Linked DNA regions of Homo sapiens: region 1 is linked to region 2. Evidence: chromatin loops called from intact Hi-C (ENCODE). Cell type or tissue: GM12878. All regions are shown on one strand. Links, peaks and the distances in the headings refer to the core of each region. The heading gives the core; the rest is flanking DNA.

Evidence for each region. A loop is a pair of places that touch in the nucleus more often than their neighbours do. Peaks named below come from ENCODE experiments on the same cell type or tissue, not always from the same donor. Only the 100,000 strongest peaks of a DNase experiment are listed, where the experiment ranks them.
Region 1: a loop joins it to region 2, with 2.9 times the contacts of the local background. A loop is called at or near these places in 7 of 110 quality-filtered maps.

The regions. Positions count from the first base shown.
Region 1 is chr17:81,250,343-81,255,707 of GRCh38, forward strand. SLC38A10 (solute carrier family 38 member 10) reads right to left here. Exons shown (of 16, transcript NM_001037984.3): 12 at 2,731-2,898; 13 at 1,853-2,341; 14 at 1,151-1,270. Among named protein-coding and RNA genes, the nearest start is that of NDUFAF8, 14 kb to the left of the region's middle. RefSeq lists enhancers at 1,339-2,006, 4,365-5,056. In GM12878, for the core only: a CTCF peak has its summit at 3,166 (motif pointing right); no DNase peak of the experiment used is centred there.
Region 2 is chr17:81,516,812-81,522,176 of GRCh38, forward strand. It overlaps a transcript of FSCN2 not described here. Among named protein-coding and RNA genes, the nearest start is that of ACTG1, 6.7 kb to the left of the region's middle. RefSeq lists enhancers at 110-735, 364-603, 736-1,359, 3,054-3,103, 3,114-3,223 and silencers at 2,074-2,623, 2,764-2,923. In GM12878, for the core only: CTCF peaks have their summits at 1,152 and 2,673 (motif pointing right); DNase peaks (open chromatin) are centred at 718 and 1,070; H3K4me3 peaks cover 3,753 bases; H3K27ac peaks cover 3,320 bases.

The DNA of each region.
Region 1 (5,365 bases), core at 167-5,166, 270 kb before region 2:
GAGGGCGAGCTGCACCTGGAGAAGCCAGGCCGCAGCGACTGGGACGTGGCTGCTGCACCTGCCCTCCCTCGGACCGGCTGTCCTGAGGCCACAGGGCAAGATGCGCGGGCAGGAAGCGTGTGTCTTACGAACATCCTGGGAGGTGCCCGTGCCAGGGCTGGCCCGGAGCTCCCACACCTGCTCCCAGGGGCTTGGCACAGGAGGCTGGAGCGGCTGTGCCCTGCGACCCCCACACAGATCCCTGGAACAGACCCTCTCAATGCTGAGGCACACGTGGACCCCGCATGGGGCAGGGTTGACCATCTTGAGAGAAGGCTTGGACACTGCCACCAAATGCACGTGACTTTTGGTGAGCGGGGGCCCAGCCACACACCCTCAGAGGGCGGGTGGACCCCTAGCCTGGGAGAGGACATGGCACAGAAGCCTGTCCCCAGCAGGCTCACAGACGGGGCTGCTGCTACCCAACTGCATGAGGCCACAAGGAGGGGTCGCAAAAAGCCAACAGCTGAGACCCAAGGGGCGAGAAGTTTGGAGGAGGATTCAGAGCAAGTTTTATTCTCAGGAGAGCAAAGGCGTAAGGAGCTTTCCTGGAGGGACAGGTGACAGATCCCTGTAGATGAACACAGCCGAGCTCCGAGGCCCGAGGGTGTGGGAGCAGTGCTCTGGGCCAGGGCTATGCTAGGACCAGGGCGGGCACAGCCACCCCCAAACTGGGTCCCCTTGGGGCACAGCCTTAAAATAAACCTCCACATCTGGGTGCAGGCACGCCCACACCTGGCTGGCTTTAAATACTCCGAGTGTTAAAACTGTTAACAAACCTGCTTTAAAGACGAAATGGTAATCACAAGCCAAGTGACAATGCCGCAGGTGTTTTAAAGGGGAGCAAGGGAGATAAAACGGTAATCACAAGCCATGTGACGATGCCGCAGGTGTTTAAAGGGGAGTAAGGCAGATAAAAGGTTCCCAGAAAGCAAGCTGCTGATGGGAAGGGAGCAGAAAGCTCTCCGAGGGGTCTGCTCAGCAGGCGGCTGGAAAGAGAAGGGGGGCCTGGCAGGGCTCCCGAGGATGACCTGGGCATCACCCCAGGGCTGGGGGAGGGGGCTGCCGCTCCCTGGGCCTGAGGCAGGCGGCTGTAGGGCGGAGGCCTTACCCTCCAGCTGGCTGGCCGCCTGGTTTCCACCCGCTCGCTCCACGTCCCTCTGCTCGCGAGGCTCGGGCGGCAGCCCAGGCCCTGGAGCCGGCTTCTCCGCTGGGAGGGGAGGCTTCCCACCTGCACACACGGTGAAGACTCAGAAGGTTTTGCAGGAAAGTCAAGGGAGGGTTTGGGGGGTTGGGGGACAGAAGGCAAGGGCGGGACAAAAGGAAGTGGCAGATGTTTCTAAAGTGACACCCCCGTCAGCACAGTTTATATTCAACCTGATGATTACTAGCGAAGCAATAAAAAAATATTTAACAACCTCATAGGCTTGTGGCAATGAGCCAATGGTAACTGCCTTCGCAATTAAAATGCAAGAACTGTCCTAAGCAGCTCTTAGACGGGCACTTAACAACGTGTTACCTGTCAGGCGCCCCCCGCGCCGCCCCCCGTGTGCGCCCAGACACACGAGCACAGCGCGGCACCTGACATTTAGTGGTCTGGCAAACAACTGTGTGACAGATATTACAGTAGCTGTCAGCCACCAGCCTCTTCCTGTCCCCACCAGCTGCCGGGGCCCGCTCCATTTGCATGCTAATCTGGTGCAGGGAGAGAGACTGGGGACTGAGGGAGGAACCATCGATTCTGCTGCCCCTGCCCAGCCTCCCCAGCCCAAGAGGGGAGTGTCTTCCGACACGAGCCCAGGCTGACACCCACCGTGGTCGCTGTCCTCTGCGGGCTGCCCTGTGTCCCCGGCGGCGTTGCCTGGCGGCGGTCCCCCCTTGGCCTTTTCCCCTCCACCCACCGCCAGGCCGTTCTGCTGCTCAGACAGCACTGCCTGGGGCCGAGGATGCAGGCCCCTGTCTCCTGGCCCCAGGTCCTCCTTTGCAGGCTGGACAGCTGGCTGACCATCTGCTTCTGGAACTTTCTGGGGATCTTCAGGAAGATCACCCGCCTCCTCCAAGGCCTGGGCCTGTCCAGGCCTCTTCCCAACCTCTCCCTGCTCCGGCTCTTGTTTCTCTCTTTCTGAGTCGGGCAGAGGCGGCGCCATCTGGCCCTGGACCCCTGGAGCCTTTCCGCCCGCGTGTCTGGATGGAGGTTTGTTCTCTTCTGGCACCTCTCGGTCTTGGCCTTCATCTACCACCACCTTGTCGTGAGGAACAGGAGGCTCGTGGCGGTGGGCCTCGCCCACAGGCACAGCAATCCCTGCAAGGGCACGGGGGACAGATGGGGTCAGGCTGAGGCCCCTCCTTCCCTTCCCAGGGAATTAGAACTGGGTTCTTCCCTGGGTTCTGGCTCCCAACAGTGTGACACAGGCCAACAGATACCACCTCCCCTGCCGGCCTCCCTGCTGCCTGGCCAAGCACAGCTGATGCTAAAGTTCAACAGGGGCAGCTGCAAACAAGTTGCTCTGGGAGGGGCAGGACATTCATCTGAATTGAAAGACAGAGAAAACAAAAAGGACCAGAACTTAGGCTGGGCTGAAGGGAAAAAGATACACACAGCCCTGAGAGCCACCCCGCAGGGTGTCCAGCCTGCAAAGGAGGACCCGGGGCCGCCCTTCCCCATCCGCACCCCCAGCCAGTGCCCAGCACCTTGCCCAGGGCGATCGAGCTGTGCCTCCTCCGGTGCCTCCTTGCCATCTTCCCGTCCAGGCACATCCACGGGCCCCTTGATCTGGGCCTGCTCCAGCTCCTCTCTCTCCTTCGGCAGCTTCGGCTTCTCCCGGCCATCCTCAGCCACGGCCACAACCGGATCCTGGGCTGGGAGCAGGGCACAGTTAGGGAACTGCACTGCCAAGCAGCTCCAGGAGCGGGGCAGCTCTCCCTGGACTGTTACCATATTTTCCAGCCAAATGGCAGAGTCAAAGCAGTTTCTTTTTCCTGTTCGATCATTAGCAGCTAAGTAGCACAGAAAACTGTCATTTTTCATGTGTATTCACAACAAAAATATGTCAAAATGCGATTTACACCTAACTGGGGGCAGGGAGAACTAGACTCCATGTAATACTCAGTCATTACCACCAGATGGCGGCACGAGCCCACCGACCCACTCTCCCACAGTCCCCTCCATTACCATCACCTCCATCATCACCGTCATCACCGTCACCTCCACCACCACCACCACCATCACCGCTATCATCACCATCATCTCCATCCCTACCACCATCAACATCACCATCATCACCATCATCTCCATCCCTACCACCAACATCACCATCATCACCATCACCATCACCATCATCACCATCTCCATCCCTACCACCATCACCATCATCATCACCGTCACCATCATCACCATCTCCATCCCTACCACCATCACCATCATCATCACCGTCACCATCATCACCATCACCGCTATCATCACCACCATCTCCATCCCTACCACCATCACCATCATCATCACCATCACCACTACCATCACCACCATCACTGCCAACCCTACCATCATTGCCATCACCTCCATTATCGTCATCACCACCACCATCTCCATCCCCACCACCATCGCTGCATCATTGCCACCACCTCCATAATCATCACCTACATCACCGTCACCTCCACCGTCACTGCCATCACCTCCATCATCGTCGTCACCTCCGTCACCACCACCACCACCGCCATCACCACCTCCCTGTCCCAGCAAGGCCATATGTCCACTGAGACAGGCGCTGCAGCCGAGGGGGACTCAGGTGAAGCTGTCTGAGGAAGAATTCACACAGAGTCCAGTTCAGAGCAGCAGATGGGGCCTCACCAGCTCCCATAGGAGAAGAAAATGGGGACAATTAGCTTAGCTTTCTACCAGCCTTCTAAGAGCAGCCTGATATGTTAGTCTAGGGAAACAGACAGTTACACTGTTGTCAGTTTGGAGTTGAGAGTCCTAGACAAACTGTAGAGGGAAGGTACCACCCTACTGGGTAATAAACTAGTTAACAGAAAGCAGACGCTAGGCTCTACAGTTTAGTTAAAGTAACAAATTCAACTTTTTTTTAAGATGGACTCCTGCTGTGTCGCCCAGGCTGGAGTGCAGTGGCACAATTTCGGCTCACTGCAACCTCTGCCTCCCAGGTTCAAGCAATTTTCATGCCTCAGCCTCCTGTAGCTGGAATTACAGGAACCTGCCACAATGCCTGGCTGATTTTTGTATCTTTAGTAGAGACAGGGTTTCACCACGTTGGCCAGGCTGGTCTCAAACTCCTGACCTCAAGTGATCCACCCGCCTCATTCTCCCAAAGTGCTGGGATTACATGCGTGAGCCACCGCGCCTGGCCCAAGTGACCAATTCTATAAGCGTATGGCCACCCGCCTGAGCAGGTGAAAACATACTGGTCTCCATCACACGATTAGGCTTCGGCAGAGGCCCCATGCGGAAACAAGCCATAACTGTCAATCAAGAGGGCCTGTCCAATGGATTACTAAGTGAAGAAAGGGAGGCTGGGGAGGGGAAGGGAAAATATAGCAAAACAAAGGAAATCTCCGTTGTCATAGGACAAGTTGCCTCAGAGCAGTCATTTTCTCAGCAGGAGCAAAATTCAGTTCCTCAGGCCGTGAATGACCAGTCTGGGGCTCCAGGGGGAGCTCTGTGTGGGTGCAGGAGCCGCGGGACGGGAAGTGAGCACGGTGAGCCGGGAGCTGCCCCAGAGGTCCCTTTGGAGAACCTCCCGGGAACGCCACGCCTCTCAGCGTTCTGCAAGTGTTGCTGGATTGCACGGGCACCTGCAGGAAGGCTGTGCGAGTGTCCTGGCTCCCCGCCGCCTGCAGCAGCTGACCAGCCAAGGGCTGCACTCACAGCCTTCATGCCCGGCGCTCTGCAGCTGTCTGCGGGCAATGCACACAGCCTTCTCCACAACGGAGCCCATCTTTGCGTCAGGGACAGTTTGCCGGCAGTGCCTCTTGGCTGCAGTAAAACTAACACAAAACTTCAAAATCAGCAACTGAAAAACGTCCGAGTGCTGCCAGCCGCTTCCACTCTCAACATGAACACAGGTTGCGCAAAGACAGAAAGGGGCCCTGTATGGGGAGTGCCCCCGCCAGCTCACGACTGAGCTCCTCGGGAGGGAGGAGATCTCTGGCATCCGAATTTCTTCTCCTAGAAGGCCAGCAACACACCCGGCTAAGCCACAGTAGAGGCGGCCACGGCCAAGGGGGATGGCTCCACGCACGCCCCCAGGAACACCCAGCAGAGGGTGCTGCCGCAGGGCAACCATCCTCCCTCATTTGGCTTCAAAAATCG
Region 2 (5,365 bases), core at 70-5,069:
CTGCTTGTTTGGTCCCAGGACCAGGTCTCTGCATGTGTTGTCCAATTCTCACCTGGTCCCCAGACCAGGTCTCTGCATGTTTTGTCCAATTCTCACCTGGTCCCCAGACCAGGTCTCTGCATGTTTTGTCCAATTCTCACCACTGGAGGAGAGTCCCAGACTGTGGAGTTTTCACAGGGAGGGAAACTGAGGCAGTCTCCTGGGTCAGGGTAATTAGCCAGAAACAAGGTCACATTCTGGGAGGTCAGAAGGTTCTGGAGGGCGGTGTGGGCACTCTACACGAGGGTTAGGGGCTTGAATGCACACAGACACTCAGGCCGAGAGTCCCTCAACCCCACTCCCCTGCCCCGCCCCACCCCCGCTGCTCCAGGCCTTCTGGAGACAGGATCCCTGTTGCAGTTTACCTGAGGCTCCCCATCCCCGCTGTGAGCAGGAACCAAGGAGGCCCCTGGAAGAGCCCTGAGCTGGGAGTCGGACACCTGGGTTCTGGGCCCGGCTCAGCCCTGTGCCTGCCACGTGACCTCTCTGTACCCCAGTTCCTGTCAAAAAAGAGGAGAGGGCTCTGCGATGTGAGATGTGTGGCCCATCAGGGGCTCTGAGGCTGCTTGCCCTCCCGTGTGGACAGGAAGTCTGGGGACAGGAGGCCGTCAGGTGGCCCAGCAAACCCCCCAGGCGTCTTGCCTGACACCCAGGGGCTCAGTTTTCGGTGATGAGTAAGACGTGCTCAGTGCCTCTGTGTGTCGTGTGTGAGACCTGAGACCAGGGTGCCTGCTCCTCCCTCTGTTCCCAAGGGCATAGCCCCAGGCCCGTTTGTGACCCTCCACTGGGCCCGAGAAGAAGGCTCCTTTCCCCAGGCCTCATTCCCCTGTGGCCTCCCAGAGCCGCACGGAGTGGGGAGGGTCTGCTCTCCACCTGGCCATTGTGGACCCCACCCCAGGAGCTCCGGCCGCCCCCCCCCCCTCCAGTCCCACTCCTTCCTCCCCAGAGGCAGCGAGGCCTGAAGTTTGTGTTTCCCCTCAGGGTGGTTCTTAGCTGCGGTCACAGATTGCAGGGGAGGAGCCAGAAACGGAGATGAAACCGAGGAGCCCCCACCCTCTTCACAGGGCTAAAGCCAGAAACCACCGTCCCAGGCCACAGCCTGCCTCATGTGGCCATGCCTGCTCCCTGGCAGTGCGCGTCCTGCAACCCTTCCCACCCCAGGGCCTCGGCTTCCGCAATGAATCCCCATGTTTCAAATCCCCGCTGCTCCCAAGGCTACCTGCTGCCTCGGGGTAGAATCTAAGCCCCTTCCCCTGGTGCTGGAGGCCCACAGAGTGGGCGCTGCCTGTCCCTCCACTCCTTCAGCGCCCTGACCACCGTCTGGCTGTTCCTTTGCCCCCAAAGCTGTCCCACTGGCTGCCTCCTCCTGGCATGCCCCCATGCCACCCACGACCTCCCATCAACTCCTATTGATTATTAGCTTCTTTCACCCACTCTCTGCCCTAGAGCATTGGTTCTTGGGGCACAGCATCCTTGTCCTCCACAGTGAAGCTGGTGCCCCTGTACCTGGCATAGCCCCTGTACCTGGCATAGCCCCTGTACCTGGCATAGCACCTGCCCAGCAGCTGCTCGTGCAGGAAGCCCAAGTAGGGGTGGAATAGAGAGGGAGGAGTTCCCAGCCCTGGAGGAGGGAGCGCAGAGGAAGGCTAGGCCGATTCGCAGCTGCCTCCTATCTCAAAAACGTGGAAGGGGCTATAACTCTAGGGCTGGGAGGGAGGGGAGTCGTTTTCGCTGACTCTCCGCACGGACCCTCTCCTGCCCGCTAGCTGGTCAGCTCCTCCAGCTCTCCCCGCGGCAGCAGGCCGGGGAGCAGATGTCTTGTCCAGTGTGCGCGGGGCACCGAGGTAGGGAAAGCCTGTTTAACCCGTCCCGCCCCTCCTGCTCTGGCCAGCAGCTCGCCCAAGCAGCTCTGCAGAGCGACTAGGTCAGGGCCTCTCCAGGTGTCTCCACTCGAGGGACGGCTGGCGCCACGCGGAAAAGGGGAAGCGGGTCAGGGCGGGACAAGGGCAAGAGGTTACTGCTCTGGGCGCTGTGTCCTAAGGGCTGCCTCTTGTCTGCGGAGAATGGAGGGTGCCGGGGGTCAAGCCCGGACTCTGTCAGGGTACCCGAGTCTTAGCCACGCCATCCTTCCCCAGCGCGCCGCGGGGGCGGGCACAGCAGGGCGGGCGTGGCTGGGAGACCGGCTGTGCCTCGCCGCCCCGCCCGTCCCAGGCCGGGAAGCTGGGACTTGAGCTGGTCTGCATTCGGGCAAGGTGAGCCCCGGGATGTTTCTCAGGCAGGGCCCAGGGCTGCACGCCCTAACTTGGTGCGGGGTCGCGGCGGTCCAGCCCGGCTGCACGTGGTCGCGCGCTCCTTGCAGCTCCCAGCCCGCCGGCCCGCGCTCCTGCGCCCCCTCCCCACGCAGTCGACCTCTCCTGACCGCCAGGTGCACGCAGGGCGCGGGCCTGGGCCTCAGCTCCGCGCACTCCCCCCGGGACGCGGCACCGGGGCTTCGGGTGGGCCCAGGACCCGCACTCAGCACGCACTTCCCCCGCCGAGCACTGTCTGGCAGCGGGGACGCACCCCCAGGACCACGAGCTCGGAGGCCTGGGGCCGGGAGATGGCGCCCGTGGAGTGGGTCCCGCGAGAAGGCCGGGAATGGCGGGCCGCTGTCGTTCCCACCTGGGCCGCCAGGTGGGTGCCGCTATCGCCGCGAGGCCGCACCTGTCGCGCTGCCGGAGCCCGCGCCTGCCCAGGAGCGCCAGGAGGGACCCCCGCTCCTCCCTCCGCCACTGGGCGGGGCCGGTCGCTGAGTCACGGCCGCACACCGGACGGTGACAGAGGCAGGGCTGCCTGGGGAGGGGCCGGTGACCTCAGTCAGGGCTGACGCGGAAAAGTGGGATGGGGTCACCCGTGGCAGTGGATGAGGGGGTGGCCCGGGCCTCCACTCACTGCCCACGCTAGATGTCCGGGGTCCCTCCTGCGACCGAGGACAGGAGGCACCCACAGAGGACCCCAACACGAGGACCCTGGCCCTGGGTGCGGGGCGTTTTTCCCGCACTCTGCTCCCCTAGCAGATGGCCCCTGCTAAGCACCAGCTCCCAGAAAAGGAAAGGAAGGGGCTGAGAGGCTGGATCGAGGCAACCCAGCAGGAAAAGGTGGCTCCAGGGCTGGAGGGGTGGGACTCAGAGATCTCACTACATACACCTGCTGGGGACAGAGGCTTCTCCGGCCTTCCCAGGGCTGGGCCAGGCCGTGGCAGGGGCCGCCCCAGACCTGTGTCCCAAGGGGCCAGGTTGTTTGCGGCTGGGCTGGCTCCGGGAAAGTCAGAGGGGGCACTGCCGGACAGGGGATGTCCAGTGCCACACCAGGGCGGTCACACTTCCTCCTGGGGCCGTGGGGACACAGGAAGGCCTAGGGGAGGGGTGGGGGGAGAACACACTCAGGAGGTGACCCTGAAGGTGGAGAGGCCCGAGCTGGGGTCACACCATGCCCAGGGAAGGATCATGGTTGGCCCAACCCATGTGTCCACTTGGTCTGTGGGAGGGAATCACCCTGGGGAGCCCCCTATGCCTGGCCCCCACCCACACACACCTTGGGCTCTCTTGAAGGTTAACTGTGCCCAGCACCTTGACAAGCCCCATTTCCTCCAGTCCTTAGGACAAGGCATCCTTTGGGGGCGTCACCAAGCTGGGAAGGTGAGCCCCCGAGTCAGTGTTGAGTTTGCGTATCGGCAAGTGCCTTGAGCTCACACCCCTGGAACTGGCAGTTTGGTGAGAGATGGAATTTCAAGTTGAGAACTGGCCTGGGATTTTGAACGCTTAGTCCCTGTCTCTTGCTGGCACTGCTGCTGATGAGAAATGAATGTCACTGGATTCCTGATCCAGAGTCCAGGTGTTGTGTTTCTCTAAGAGCCTTCAGGCTTTTCCTTGCTGATCTAAAACTGCTTCATGTCCCTGGTGATGCTTTTGCATTCATTATCTTGGCTACTTCCTAGGCCCTGTTCTTGCTAATTTGCTTGTATTATTTCTTTTACAATTTCTTTCTTTTGTTTTCTGTTCTTCTGTTTTGGGATTTCTGTTAATTGGGCATTATACCTTCTGGATTTATTCTCTAATATTCTAGTTTTTTTCTTCTGTCTACTTTTTTAAACCTTCTGGGATATTTCCTTGACTTCTAACCCTTCAGCGGAGTTTTTCATTTTATTTATTATAGTTTTTAACCTTTTGGTTTTGAAATTTTTTTTTCTTTTTTTGAGACAGAGTTTCACTCTTGTTGCCCAGGCTGGAGTGCAATGGTGCGATCTTGGCCCACCGCAACCTCTCCCTCCCAGGTTCAAGCGATTCTCCTGCCTCAGCCTCCCTAGTAGCTGGGATTACAGGCATGTGCCACCACGCCTGGCTAATTTTTGTATCTTTAGTAGAGACAGGGTTTCTCCATGTTGGTCAGGCTGGTCTCAAACTCCCGACCTCAGGTGATCCACCCGCCTTGGCCTCCCAGAGTCCTGGGATTACAGGCATAAGCCAAGCCCAGCTTTTTTTTTTTTTTTTTTGAGACAAGGTCTTATTCTGTCATCCAGGTTAGAGTGCATTGGTGCCATCTCAGTTCACTGTAACCTCGACCTCCCAGGCTCAAGCAAACTTCCCACCTCAGCCCTCTCCATCCCCCAGCAGCCAGGACTACAGGTGTATGCCACCATGCCTGGCTAATGTTTGTATTTGTAGTAGAAATAGGGTTTTGCCATGTTACCCAAGCTGGTCTTGAACTCCTGGGTTCCAGCAGTCCACCCGACTTGGCCTCCCAAAATGCTGGGATTACAAATGTGAGCCACCACACCCAGCCTTTGTTTTGAAATTTCAAACTTACCTCGTTTTAAACATCTTGACACATTTGCTTATCATTCTCCTTCTATTTCTGAGCCCTTTGGAAGCAGGTTTCAGGCATGATGCCCTTACTATTTTAGGGTGTGTTTCCTAAGAACAAGGATGTTTTCTTCTATAACCACAGAACAGTGATCAAAATCAGGCAACATCAGTATCACACTGTTTATCCAATTGACAGGCAATGATGGCGTGGATCATACAACTTCGGTAATGACACTTGTCCCAGAAATGTCCTCCGTAGTGTGTTTTCCTCATCTAATCCAAAATCACGTTATAACGTTTTGTTGTCATAAACTTTTTTTTTTGAAACGGAGTCTCACTCTGCACTCTGTTGCCCAGGCTGGAGTAGAGTGGCACGATCTCGGCTCACTGCAACCTCCGTCTCCTGGGTTCAAGCAATTCTCCTGCCTCAGTCTCCTGAGTAGCTGGGATTACAGGCGTGGACCACCACACCCAGCTATTTG